2 separate regions of the Homo sapiens genome follow, and region 1 is linked to region 2. Evidence: chromatin contacts called from ENCODE Hi-C data. All regions are on one chromosome and are shown on one strand. Each heading gives the region's core, a stretch centred on a gene start or an enhancer-like site at or near the end of the contact. The rest is flanking DNA. Distances are from core to core; before and after follow the strand shown. Region 1 holds the start of MCL1 (MCL1 apoptosis regulator, BCL2 family member). Region 2 holds the start of TXNIP (thioredoxin interacting protein).

What was found. A loop is a pair of places that touch in the nucleus more often than their neighbours do. Pooled maps may share reads with other maps.
Region 1: a map of gastrocnemius medialis shows a loop between it and region 2 (5-fold over the local background). The contact joins the promoter of MCL1 here to the promoter of TXNIP in region 2. A Hi-C loop is called at or near these places in 1 of 168 maps with a recorded cell type or tissue (gastrocnemius medialis) and 12 of 50 pooled maps.

The regions. Positions count from the first base shown.
Region 1 is chr1:150,576,817-150,583,544 of GRCh38, reverse strand. MCL1 (MCL1 apoptosis regulator, BCL2 family member) reads left to right here and starts at 3,935. Exons shown (of 3, transcript NM_021960.5): 1 at 3,935-4,702; 2 at 5,054-5,301; 3 at 6,054-6,728. The coding sequence starts at 4,015. The coding sequence ends at 6,170. LOC107985203 (a long non-coding RNA gene) reads right to left here and starts at 3,715. Exons shown (of 3, transcript NR_186818.1): 1 at 3,326-3,715. RefSeq lists silencers at 3,625-3,964, 4,035-4,164 and enhancers at 3,738-4,032, 4,081-4,798, 4,799-5,517, 4,478-5,677.
Region 2 is chr1:145,995,276-146,001,027 of GRCh38, reverse strand. It overlaps TXNIP (thioredoxin interacting protein), which reads left to right and starts at 4,449. Exons shown (of 8, transcript NM_006472.6): 1 at 4,449-5,011; 2 at 5,552-5,624; 3 at 5,737-5,752. The coding sequence starts at 4,762.

The DNA of each region.
Region 1 (6,728 bases), core at 2,686-5,185, 4.6 Mb before region 2:
GCTTATAATCCCAGCTATTCAAGAGGCTCAGGTGGGAGGATCCCTTGAGGACAGGAGTTGTAGACCATCCTGGATAACATAGCAAGACTTTGTTACTTTCTTTCTTTTTTTTTTTTTGAGACAGAGTCTCGTTCTGTTGCCCAGGCTGGAGTGCAGTGGCACGATCTCGGCTCACTGAAAGCTCTGCCTCCCGGATTCATGCCATTCTCCTGCCTCAGCCTCCTGAGTAGCTGGGACTATAGGCACCCGCCACCATGCCCAGCTAATTTTTCGTATTTTTTTTTTAGTAGAGACGGGGTTTCACCGTGTTGGCCAGGATGGTCTTGATCTCCTGACCTCGTGATCTGCCCGCCTCAGCCTCCCAAAGTGCTGGGATTACAGGCGTGAGCCACCGTGCCCGACCAAGACTTGTTTCCTAACAAACAGGGCCAGTTGCAATGGCTCATGCCTATAATCCTAGCACTTTGGGAGGCCAAGGAGGGCAGATGGCTTGAGGCCAGGAGTTCGAGATTGGCCTGGACAACATGGTGAAACCCCATCTCTACAAAAAAACACAAAAATTAGCCAGGCATGGTGGTGCTGGCCTGTTGTCCCAGCTACTTGGGAAGCTGAGGTAGGAGTATCACTTTAGCTCAGGAGGTCAAGGTTGCAGTGAGCCGAGACTGCACCACTGCACTCCAGCCTGAGCAACATGGTGATACCCGTCTCAAAAAATAATAATAACAAATAATGAATAAATGCAATTTATTTTAAAGTGAAACTTGCATTTCCTTTTTTAGCCTCTGTACAAGGAAAAATCATTGCTCCTCCTATTTCCTCAATCTCTTTCCACTTTACCACCTGATAAAATTTTACTTTATAAAGCATGAGAGCAAAGCTACCTCCTCCATAACACTTTCCTCTAGCTCTCTCAGCCCAAAGTGAATTTCCCAACCTCTTAACTCCAAAATGAAGTTGTTAATGCCTTGTGTAGAGCATACATTCCATCTCACATTATGGTTAGTTGCTGTACAAGATTAGACATTCCTTAAATAGAGAAACTATTTCTTATTCACTATAACCACAAAATGCTCTATCCTTGCCACTCATACTATAAACCCCTATGGTTCTAGGTCCTGCCCAAAACATAAATGGGTGGTATGGACGCCGTATCACCTTACTAAACTGTGACATTTTGGGGATTAGGAACTTTTGGCCAAGAGGGAGACTCACGCCTATAATTCCAACACTTTATTTATTTATTTATTTTTGAGATGGCGTTTCGCTCTTGTTGTCCAGGCTGGAGTGCAATGGCGCACTCTCAGCTCACCGCAACCTCCGCCTCCCAGGTTCAAGCGATTCTCCCGCCTCAGCCTTCCAAGTAGCTGGGATTACAGGCACGTGCCACCACGGCCCGGCTAATTTTGTATTTTTAGTAGAGATGGAGTTTCTCCATGTTGGTTGGGCTGGTCTCAAACTCCTGACCTCAGATGATTCGCCCGCCTTGGCCTCCCAAAGTGCTGGGATTGCAGGTGTGAGCCACTGCGCCAGGCCTCATTATTATTATTATTTTTTTTGAGACCAAGTCTTGCTCTGTTGCCCAGGCTGGAGTGCAGTGGCACTATCTTGGCTCACCGCAACCTCCGTCTCTTGGGTTCAAGCAGTTCTCCTGTCTCAGCCTCCAGAGTAGCTGGTATTACAGATGCGCACCACCACACCCATCTAATTTTTGTGTTTTTAGTAGAGACAGGGTTTCGCCATGTTTCCCAGGCTGGTCTCAAACTCCTGGGCTCAAGCGATCCACCCACCTCAGCCTCCCAAAGTGCTGGGATTATTGGCATGAGGCACAGAGCCCGGTCTGTAATCCCAACACTTTGGGAGGCCAAGGTAGGAGGATCACCTGAGTCCAGGAGTTCAAGACCGGCCTGGGCAAAATAGTGATACCCCATCTCTACAAGAAATAAAAAAATTAGCCAAGTATAGGGGCATGCACCTGTGTTCCTCGCTACTCGCGAGGCTGTGGTGGGAGGATCACTTCAGCCCAGGAGGTTGAGGCAGCAATGAGCACTGATGGTGCCACTGCACTCCAGCCTGGGTGACAGGGCAAGACCTCATCTCAAAAAAATAAATAAAAAGTGAGCTTGCTCACCTTTCCTATGTCTCTCAGCACCTTGCTTTTGAATTTTAGCTATTATTTTTACAGATCTTTTAACAAAAAGGCTGCTTTAATTAACGTTAACTAACATACATGGCATATAAGAAGATCCTTGTTCTCAAGGGCTTTACAAACCTCTAGAGTCAAATGTGCCTTATTATCAGTACAAAAATAAATGGTGTCAGCTGGGTGCAGTGACTCACACCTGTAATCCCAGCACTTTAAGAGGCTGAGGCAGGTGGATCACCTGAGGCCAGGAGTTTGAGACCAGCCTGGCCAACATGGTGAAACCACATTGTCAGGCCTCTGAGCCCAAGCCAAGCCATCGCATCCCCTGTGACTTGCACGTATACATCCAGATGGCCTGAAGTAACTGAAGATCCACAAAAGAAGTAAAAATAGCCTTAACTGATGACATTCCACCATTGTGATTTGTTTCTGCCCCACCCGAACTGATCAATGTACTTTGTAATCTCCCCCACCCTTAAGAAGGTTCTTTGTAATTCTCCCCACCCTTGAGAATGTACTTTGTGAGATCCACCCCTGCCCACAAAACATTGCTCTCAACTTCACCACCTATCCCAAAACCTGTAAGAACTAATGATAATCCATCACCCTTTGCTGACTCTCTTTTCGGACTCAGCCCGCCTGCACCCAGGTGAAATAAACAGCCATGTTGCTCACACAAAGCCTGTTTGGTGGTGTCTTCACACAGACGCGCATGAAACACATCTCTACTAAAAATACAATAATCAGCTGGGCGAGGTGGCTCACAGCTGTAATCTCAGCACTTTGGGAGGCCGAGACAGGCAGGTCACTTGAGGCCATGAGTTCGAGACCAGCCTGGCCAACATCGTGAAAACCCCATCTCTACCAAAAATACAAAAACTAGCCAGATGTGGTGGCGCACGCCTGTAATCCCAGCTACTCGGGAGGCTGAGGTACCGAATCGTCTGAACGTGGGAAGTGGAGCTTGTAGTGAGCCGAGATCGCCCCACTGCACTCCAGCCTGGGCAACAGAGCTAGACTGTCTCAAAACAAACAAAAAATGGTGTCAAGACTCTCAGACGAGATTCTAATGGATTAAGGCCTATATGTAAATAGCACCAAAGACTATGGAACAGAGATGGGAGAAGCAAGCAGGGAGGCAGGAATAGTTTAGCTGTGGCAGTTTTAGCTTAGTCCACTTACATAAATGGTTCTTTAGGGTAGCACGTGGAGCATCCTCATTTCCAAACATTGGACTGAGAGTAGAGAGCTGTGCAAAATAACCACAAGTCCCCAACTATGCCCTCTTAATTATCCCTATCATCTAAGACTGTTGTTCCCATCCATCACTGAACTTCCCCGTCCTCTTCCTTCAACCCCTGTGTTAGTCAATGGTTGAAATTTTGATTTGGTAAAAAACCTCTGGCGAAAACCAGCAAAAAGGGCTCACAAATCAGGTCTCAGGGAAGCACAGAGGTAGCCACGAGAAGGCCCGAGGTGCTCATGGAAAGAGCTCGAGCCCAGGAGCTCTGGGAGGACCCCAGGCGCTCGGAGCCGCCGTTACGTAACCGGCACTCAGAGCCTCCGAAGACCGGAAGGCCCCGCTCAGGCCCCGGCTCAGGCCCCGGCCCCGGCCCCGGCCCCGGCCCCGCCCCGGCCCGGCCGGGCAGCTGGTAGGTGCCGTGCGCAACCCTCCGGAAGCTGCCGCCCCTTTCCCCTTTTATGGGAATACTTTTTTTAAAAAAAAAGAGTTCGCTGGCGCCACCCCGTAGGACTGGCCGCCCTAAAACCGTGATAAAGGAGCTGCTCGCCACTTCTCACTTCCGCTTCCTTCCAGTAAGGAGTCGGGGTCTTCCCCAGTTTTCTCAGCCAGGCGGCGGCGGCGACTGGCAATGTTTGGCCTCAAAAGAAACGCGGTAATCGGACTCAACCTCTACTGTGGGGGGGCCGGCTTGGGGGCCGGCAGCGGCGGCGCCACCCGCCCGGGAGGGCGACTTTTGGCTACGGAGAAGGAGGCCTCGGCCCGGCGAGAGATAGGGGGAGGGGAGGCCGGCGCGGTGATTGGCGGAAGCGCCGGCGCAAGCCCCCCGTCCACCCTCACGCCAGACTCCCGGAGGGTCGCGCGGCCGCCGCCCATTGGCGCCGAGGTCCCCGACGTCACCGCGACCCCCGCGAGGCTGCTTTTCTTCGCGCCCACCCGCCGCGCGGCGCCGCTTGAGGAGATGGAAGCCCCGGCCGCTGACGCCATCATGTCGCCCGAAGAGGAGCTGGACGGGTACGAGCCGGAGCCTCTCGGGAAGCGGCCGGCTGTCCTGCCGCTGCTGGAGTTGGTCGGGGAATCTGGTAATAACACCAGTACGGACGGGTCACTACCCTCGACGCCGCCGCCAGCAGAGGAGGAGGAGGACGAGTTGTACCGGCAGTCGCTGGAGATTATCTCTCGGTACCTTCGGGAGCAGGCCACCGGCGCCAAGGACACAAAGCCAATGGGCAGGTCTGGGGCCACCAGCAGGAAGGCGCTGGAGACCTTACGACGGGTTGGGGATGGCGTGCAGCGCAACCACGAGACGGCCTTCCAAGGTAAGGGGGTTCATTAATCGCCAAGGCCTCACTCCCTTTTTTCCATCTCTCCCCGGACTCACCCGCCAAGGGTGGGTTGGAAACCGAAACGAGTCAGTGTTGAAACGTGTCTCATCCTATTCCTGAAGCCAGAATATTCTGGCCATGAGTCATTGTTTCCGCCCATCTTGATTCTTTTGGAAATGGCAGCTCTTGTTCAAAGACCGGAAAGGGTGGGATGTCAATTTCAAGTGGGGTCAACCTGAGTTCTGTAAATCCCAGTAGCGATTTTCCCGCCGCGGGTGGGCAGGCGAATCTTGCGCCGGTTTAGACAAAGGAGGCCGTGAGGACCTGCATGCTTTTCTTTCTCAGGCATGCTTCGGAAACTGGACATCAAAAACGAAGACGATGTGAAATCGTTGTCTCGAGTGATGATCCATGTTTTCAGCGACGGCGTAACAAACTGGGGCAGGATTGTGACTCTCATTTCTTTTGGTGCCTTTGTGGCTAAACACTTGAAGACCATAAACCAAGAAAGCTGCATCGAACCATTAGCAGAAAGTATCACAGACGTTCTCGTAAGGACAAAACGGGACTGGCTAGTTAAACAAAGAGGCTGGGTAAGTTTGCCTTAAGGATGAAAGGGGCCTTGGAGTGGAAGTAGAATGAAGGATTTTTTTTAGAGAGGTGGGGATATCTAAAGGTTTTTATGACGCACGGCTGTTTGCAGGCTCTAACTAAAGGACCATTGTTTATTTGATGTTGATTTAAGTAGTGGATCCTTAGAGATAGTGGTATGGCGGTCTTGAATTGTATCAAAAATCTTGGTTTTCTCTAGGCAATTTTTTGTTCCAATTCAGTTGAATACTCTTCAGTGGATTCAAACCATGAAAAAATAAGTCACCAGGGGAGGATAGCTGAAATAATTCCTAAGGCGGTGCCTGTTTTAATGGAGAAGATATGGGGTGGAGCCTGCGTTTTAAACAAACCCAGATCTGATGCAGGATGTACTTAACTACGTTGAGAAAAACTGATCTGCGCAATTGAGGCGTTACTGAAATATTAGGTGGTGGAGATTTGAGAATAAGGGTTTTCGTCTTTTACCTCATGGGAACTCTGGAAGTCCTTTTGTTAGGATAAATCCTAATAAGACCAAGATAGTACTGTAAAATGAAGTTTAATTATCATGGGTCCCCGCTTAAGAAACTGAAGAACTTATTTTCTTTTTTTGCCCCGGGGTGAATAATAATTGGTTTACTATTGCTTTAGGGGGAAACCTTAGATATTTTAATTTACCTTCTCTCTGGATAGTAGTGTTGTAAGAGAGCAGAAACCCATACTTGAAAATGTGCTTTTCTTTTTTGTTTTCTAGGATGGGTTTGTGGAGTTCTTCCATGTAGAGGACCTAGAAGGTGGCATCAGGAATGTGCTGCTGGCTTTTGCAGGTGTTGCTGGAGTAGGAGCTGGTTTGGCATATCTAATAAGATAGCCTTACTGTAAGTGCAATAGTTGACTTTTAACCAACCACCACCACCACCAAAACCAGTTTATGCAGTTGGACTCCAAGCTGTAACTTCCTAGAGTTGCACCCTAGCAACCTAGCCAGAAAAGCAAGTGGCAAGAGGATTATGGCTAACAAGAATAAATACATGGGAAGAGTGCTCCCCATTGATTGAAGAGTCACTGTCTGAAAGAAGCAAAGTTCAGTTTCAGCAACAAACAAACTTTGTTTGGGAAGCTATGGAGGAGGACTTTTAGATTTAGTGAAGATGGTAGGGTGGAAAGACTTAATTTCCTTGTTGAGAACAGGAAAGTGGCCAGTAGCCAGGCAAGTCATAGAATTGATTACCCGCCGAATTCATTAATTTACTGTAGTGTTAAGAGAAGCACTAAGAATGCCAGTGACCTGTGTAAAAGTTACAAGTAATAGAACTATGACTGTAAGCCTCAGTACTGTACAAGGGAAGCTTTTCCTCTCTCTAATTAGCTTTCCCAGTATACTTCTTAGAAAGTCCAAGTGTTCAGGACTTTTATACCTGTTATACTT
Region 2 (5,752 bases), core at 3,200-5,699:
AACCTCAAATACTTTCTAGAACAACATGACAGATGACAGATAATTATCACTGACATAATTATATAAAAGACTTGGTTCATTATAGGTGCTCAATAAATGGCAATTACTTAAAAAGTCACTTGGAACTCTAACATGCTATACAATTCTTTTTTTTTTTTTGAGATGGAGTCTCACTTTGTCGCCCAGGCTGGAGTGCAGTGGCGAGATCTCGGCTCACTGCAAGCTCCACCTCCCAGGTTCACGCCATTCTCCTGCCTCAGCCTCCCGAGTAGCTGGGACTATAGGCGCCTGCCACCACACCCGGCTAATTTTTTGTATTTTTAGTAGAGACGGGGTTTCACTGTGTTAGCCAGGATGGTCTCAATCTCCTGACCTCGTGATTTGCCTGCCTCAGCCTCCCAAAGTGCTGGGATTACAGGCGTGAGCCACCGCGCCCAGCCTTTTTTTTTTTTTTTAAAGAGAGATGGGGTCTCACTACAATGCCCAGGGTGATCTTCTTGAATTCCTGGCCTCAAGTGATCTTCCCATTTCAGCCTCCCAAAGTGCTGGGATTACAGGCATGAGCCACCACACCTGGCTTACAATTGTTAATTTATTCTTATTGATCTATGACTTGGGGCAGTCTTCAAACTCTTAATTTGCCTCTAAATTCCTTAGGGAAAAAATTGAAAGGGAAAAGGGTGCCTATAATCCCAGCACTTTGGGAGGCCGAGGTAGGCGGACTGCTTGAGCAGGAGTTTGAGACCAGCCTGGCCAACATGGTGAAACCCCATCTCTACCAAAAATACAAAAATTACCTAGGCGTGGTGGAGCACATCTGTAGTCCCAGCTACTCGGGAGGCTGAGGTGGGAGAATCACTTGAGCCTGGGATGCGGAGGTTTCAGTGAGCCAAGTGACACTGCATTCCAACCTGGTTGAGAGTGAGACCCTATGTGGAAAAAAAAAGAGAGAGAGAAAGGAAAATGGGTAAGGGTAAAAGGGAAGTTTACAGAGTAGAGGTGAGAGAAGTGATTAAAAGGACCAAGAAAGGGCTTTGTTCTGCATTAAGAACTATGAGTCTTCATGTTCTAAATGTTTGTCAGGCCAGAGGTTAAAGAAAAGAGAAATGCAATCAGTGTCTTGTCTCTGACTGGCAACAAAGTGCTGAGGGCACTTCCCTCCCTGAAACTGCTGGCTTTATTCTGTCACCTGCAGTAAAGCAAACAAACAACAATCACCACTTGGTTTCCTGTTGGCACTGGGACTGAAGAGGGTAGAGAAGGGGCAGATAAAGATGATCCAACTTGCAAAACTCTTTGACTGTGCCCTACTTTGCTGTTCCTCCTTGGCCCACCCCTTTTCCCAAACCTCACAAGTGTTTTTATACCCTGATTTTAGGACAAGAGTTTACAAAATTTCTTTCTTCTTAGACCCAAGAACTGGGAAAGGAGAATCGGGGCAGGTTTTTATCAGAATACCAGGTTACAAGGTGAAAGGTCGTAAACAACCGTGTCCAGGAGGACTCCACTTCAGAACATGCCTTGGCTACAGGCCTGGTAGGCAGCAGCTGCTGCCAAAGCTAAATAATTTTTTGGCATTTAAAGGAACCCAGGCATAACACAGAGCAACGTAGTCTGTAGTGAGCTCTGCAAATGGGAAGATACAAGGAAACCAGAGCCCAGAAGAGAAACTTAGAACGAGAGAATTGTCATAGGATTTTTTAAAACTCAGCAATTCAGTACTTCAGAGATGTGCCCACATAAATATCAAATAAATTGAAAGGGAAAAGGGTGCCTATAATCCCAGCACTTTGGGAGGCCAGGTAGGCGGACTGCTTGAGCAGGAGTTTGAGACCAGCCTGGCCAACATGGTGAAACCCCATCTCTACCAAAAATACAAAAATTACCTAGGCGTGGTGGAGCACATCTGTAGTCCCGGCTACTCGGGAGGCTGAGGTGGGAGAATCACTTGAGCCTGGGATGTGGAGGTTTCAGTGAGCCAAGTGACACTGCATTCCAACCTGGTTGAGAGTTGGATGTCTTAAGATGTCCCATATTACCACCACCCTGATCCATCACTAGCCACCATCTTTCCTATTCCCTCAAAATGTATGTAGTTAAGATTTAACAATATTTAACAATATTGACTATGTAGTTAACAATATTGATTCATATATTTGTCAGCATTTTGATGTTTGATAGTTACACTTTCATACCCATCAAACTAAACGTTCTCCCAGAAGCCACAATTTTGAACTTTTAAAATTACTTCAGTCAGGCCAGGCACGGTGGCTCACGCCTGTAATCCCAGCACTTTGGGAGGCCAAGGCGGGTGGATCACCTGAGGTCAGGAGGAGTTCAAGACCATCTTGGGCAACATGGTGAAACCCCATCTCTACTAAAAATACAAAAATTAGCTGGGCGTGGTGATGCATGCCTGTAATGCCAGGTACTCAGGAGGCTGAGGCGGAGAATCGCTCTAACCCAGGAGGCAGAGGTTGCAGTGAGCTGGGGTCAGGCCACTGCACTCCAGCCTAGGCAACAGAGCAAGATTCCACCTTAAAAAAAAAATTACTTCAGTCAGAGTTCCACCTCCTCTGCTCCCAGTAACTCAATCAATATTGTTAACCAACTGAAAACACCTCAAGCCTAGCTGGTTAAGTTTCTAGAACAGGGTGCCGCCTCAAACACACCCTAAGGATCAACATGTTCCTGGGGTTTAATGCATGTGTGTGTTTTCGAAGAGACTCATGATGCCTATTCTTGAGCTTGCTTAATATTGGGGTTGAGTTGTAACTCTCGTTAGCCTTAGAGTGTCAATCCAGCTAGGCTGTCTGAGGAAGGAAGAAGGCTCTTTAACAGCAATGAATATTGTTTTTTTTTTGCTGATTGGGTAGGGTTTCAATATACTTGAATGCTTCTTAATTACCTCCCCATCTCAATCTTGGGACATTATCTTCCTCTTTCCAGCACAAGGAATTAAATAATAATCTTCTGATACCCCAGCACAGATATAGGAAGGGTCTATGAATCAAATAAAAGGAGGAAGAATCCCTGCACTTTTGCATACAGGTTTTTCCTATTACATTTAAGAGTAAGTTCTCAGTACTCAGCTCCTAAAGCATCTCACAGCCAGCAGGGGAAAATCCATCTGACAGCTGGCCAAACGAAACCAACAAAGAATGAAGAGAGAGGGTAGGGTCTCTTCTGGCTTGAATTTATAGTGCTCTGTTGACCGATCTTTCTTCTCTTTTCCTTCTTACTGTTTTCTAAACCGTTTAGGGAAAAACCTTTGAAAATAGTTTTTAAAATTGTTCCTTCAAACAGGTGTGTGGCCATCTCTCCACTGAAAATTTGGATATAAACAAGAGGACTTTCTCACTTTTAACCAGATTTATGGATGTACATTTGATTTAGTGAGTTGGAAGAGGGGATGGAGACAAGAAAGAGTGAACATAACTGGAAAAAAGTGAAAAGAGTGAAGCATCCTTTTTTTCCCGCTTTTCCTTTTCCTCCAGAAGCAGGTAGGAAGTGGGAGATAATGAGCGCCTGGACACACCTCACTAAAGAGGTAATGAGGTAAATGGGGAACACAGACAAAGTGTTCCCCAACTTTGCAGGTAGAAATTGAAGAGATGACAGGATAAGCAACAGGATGTAAACACGCCCCTCCTATTTCCGTTCCACAGAACAGAGAGAACAGAAGAGAGGGTACAAGCTGGGGGTGGGTGACGAACAGCACAGGCACGCAGCCCCCAGCCCTAGCCCCAAGGGATTGGAACGGGAAGGAGAAGACATCGGTCCTACACACACAATGAGGCCTGAAAGTTCTCCTTTCCCTCAGAGACGGTGGTGTTTTTTATACTTAATAGGGATGCGGGGCAAGAGAAGGACAAAGGGCTGTTCCTGAACAGTAACACCAAGCATTCTGCGCTCCACAGCCCCAAACCTGAAAGTATTCTTGGAGCTATGGGATTTTCACACACTTGCTATTTATGAGCCAGGAATAACGACAGGCTCTAAAGTAACTGCACTGGCTAAGACTAGGCATGAAATTCCCTCATAAGCACATTTTCCTTTTACCTCAAAACACCGCTCTCAGACCAGAAACGTCCACACCCGCCCTCCGATGGCCTGTCGCCCTGGCTAGGTTTTAGGGTCAGTGGGATCCTCCTTCCACTGGACCCGGGAGAAGACGCTCAACAGCCCCCTCCTTCCCCTCCTTCCTCTCCTTCCTCTCCTTCCCCCCTCCCTGCGCCGCTCCAGAGCGCAACAACCATTTTCCCAGCCAGGAGCACACCGTGTCCACGCGCCACAGCGATCTCACTGATTGGTCGGGCTCCTGGTAAACAAGGACCGGGCAGCCAATGGGAGGGATGTGCACGAGGGCAGCACGAGCCTCCGGGCCAGCGCTCGCGTGGCTCTTCTGGCCCGGGCTACTATATAGAGACGTTTCCGCCTCCTGCTTGAAACTAACCCCTCTTTTTCTCCAAAGGAGTGCTTGTGGAGATCGGATCTTTTCTCCAGCAATTGGGGGAAAGAAGGCTTTTTCTCTGAATTAGCTTAGTGTAACCAGCGGCGTATATTTTTTAGGCGCCTTTTCGAAAACCTAGTAGTTAATATTCATTTGTTTAAATCTTATTTTATTTTTAAGCTCAAACTGCTTAAGAATACCTTAATTCCTTAAAGTGAAATAATTTTTTGCAAAGGGGTTTCCTCGATTTGGAGCTTTTTTTTTCTTCCACCGTCATTTCTAACTCTTAAAACCAACTCAGTTCCATCATGGTGATGTTCAAGAAGATCAAGTCTTTTGAGGTGGTCTTTAACGACCCTGAAAAGGTGTACGGCAGTGGCGAGAAGGTGGCTGGCCGGGTGATAGTGGAGGTGTGTGAAGTTACTCGTGTCAAAGCCGTTAGGATCCTGGCTTGCGGAGTGGCTAAAGTGCTTTGGATGCAGGGATCCCAGCAGTGCAAACAGACTTCGGAGTACCTGCGCTATGAAGACACGCTTCTTCTGGAAGACCAGCCAACAGGTAAGCGGCCCAATTCATTGTTGGAGGGTGAAAGCTGATTAGAGAAGAGAATTGAATACACAAAACCTGTACGAAATGTTTTAAGTTGCTCAGTTTGAGTGGTTTGAATTACGTGTTGTTGCTTCCTTTTTTCTGTTTTAATTTGCAGACATTCTCCTCCCCCCCCAAAAAAAAGGGTGATTTGTACAATTTTTTATGGTGCTGTGTCCTAAAGGGGATCCTGAGGGGCGTTGCCTCGGGTAGTTAAAGTCTTATGTGTGCATAAGTTGCTTATTCTTTGTCTACTTCCTATTTGAGATGTTAGTAGAGAACTGTCCTGGGTGAATCTTTCAGTATTGCAGGGCTTGGCAACTTGCTGCCCGACAAAATACATCAGAATTTCTCTTTAAGAACAATATGGGATGGATTAAAAAATATATATATGGGATGAAATTGGGGGTACTTCAATACCTTGCATGCCACCCAAGCATTCCTTATCACACAGATGCATTTTAAGTGTAACAGCAAGCCTAATGGCTACTCGATTTTCTTTCCCTTCAGGTGAGAATGAGATGGTGATCATGAGACCTGGAAACAAATATGAGTACAAGTTCGGCTTTGAGCTTCCTCAGGGGTAAATATCAGCTAAATGCATCTTTGAACTTTTCTGTCTAAAATATCTTGCCCTCCTTTGATCACTTACTGTTCTTGGAGAGCGTTTTAAAATTTTCATTTTCTTGACACAGGCCTCTGGGAACATCC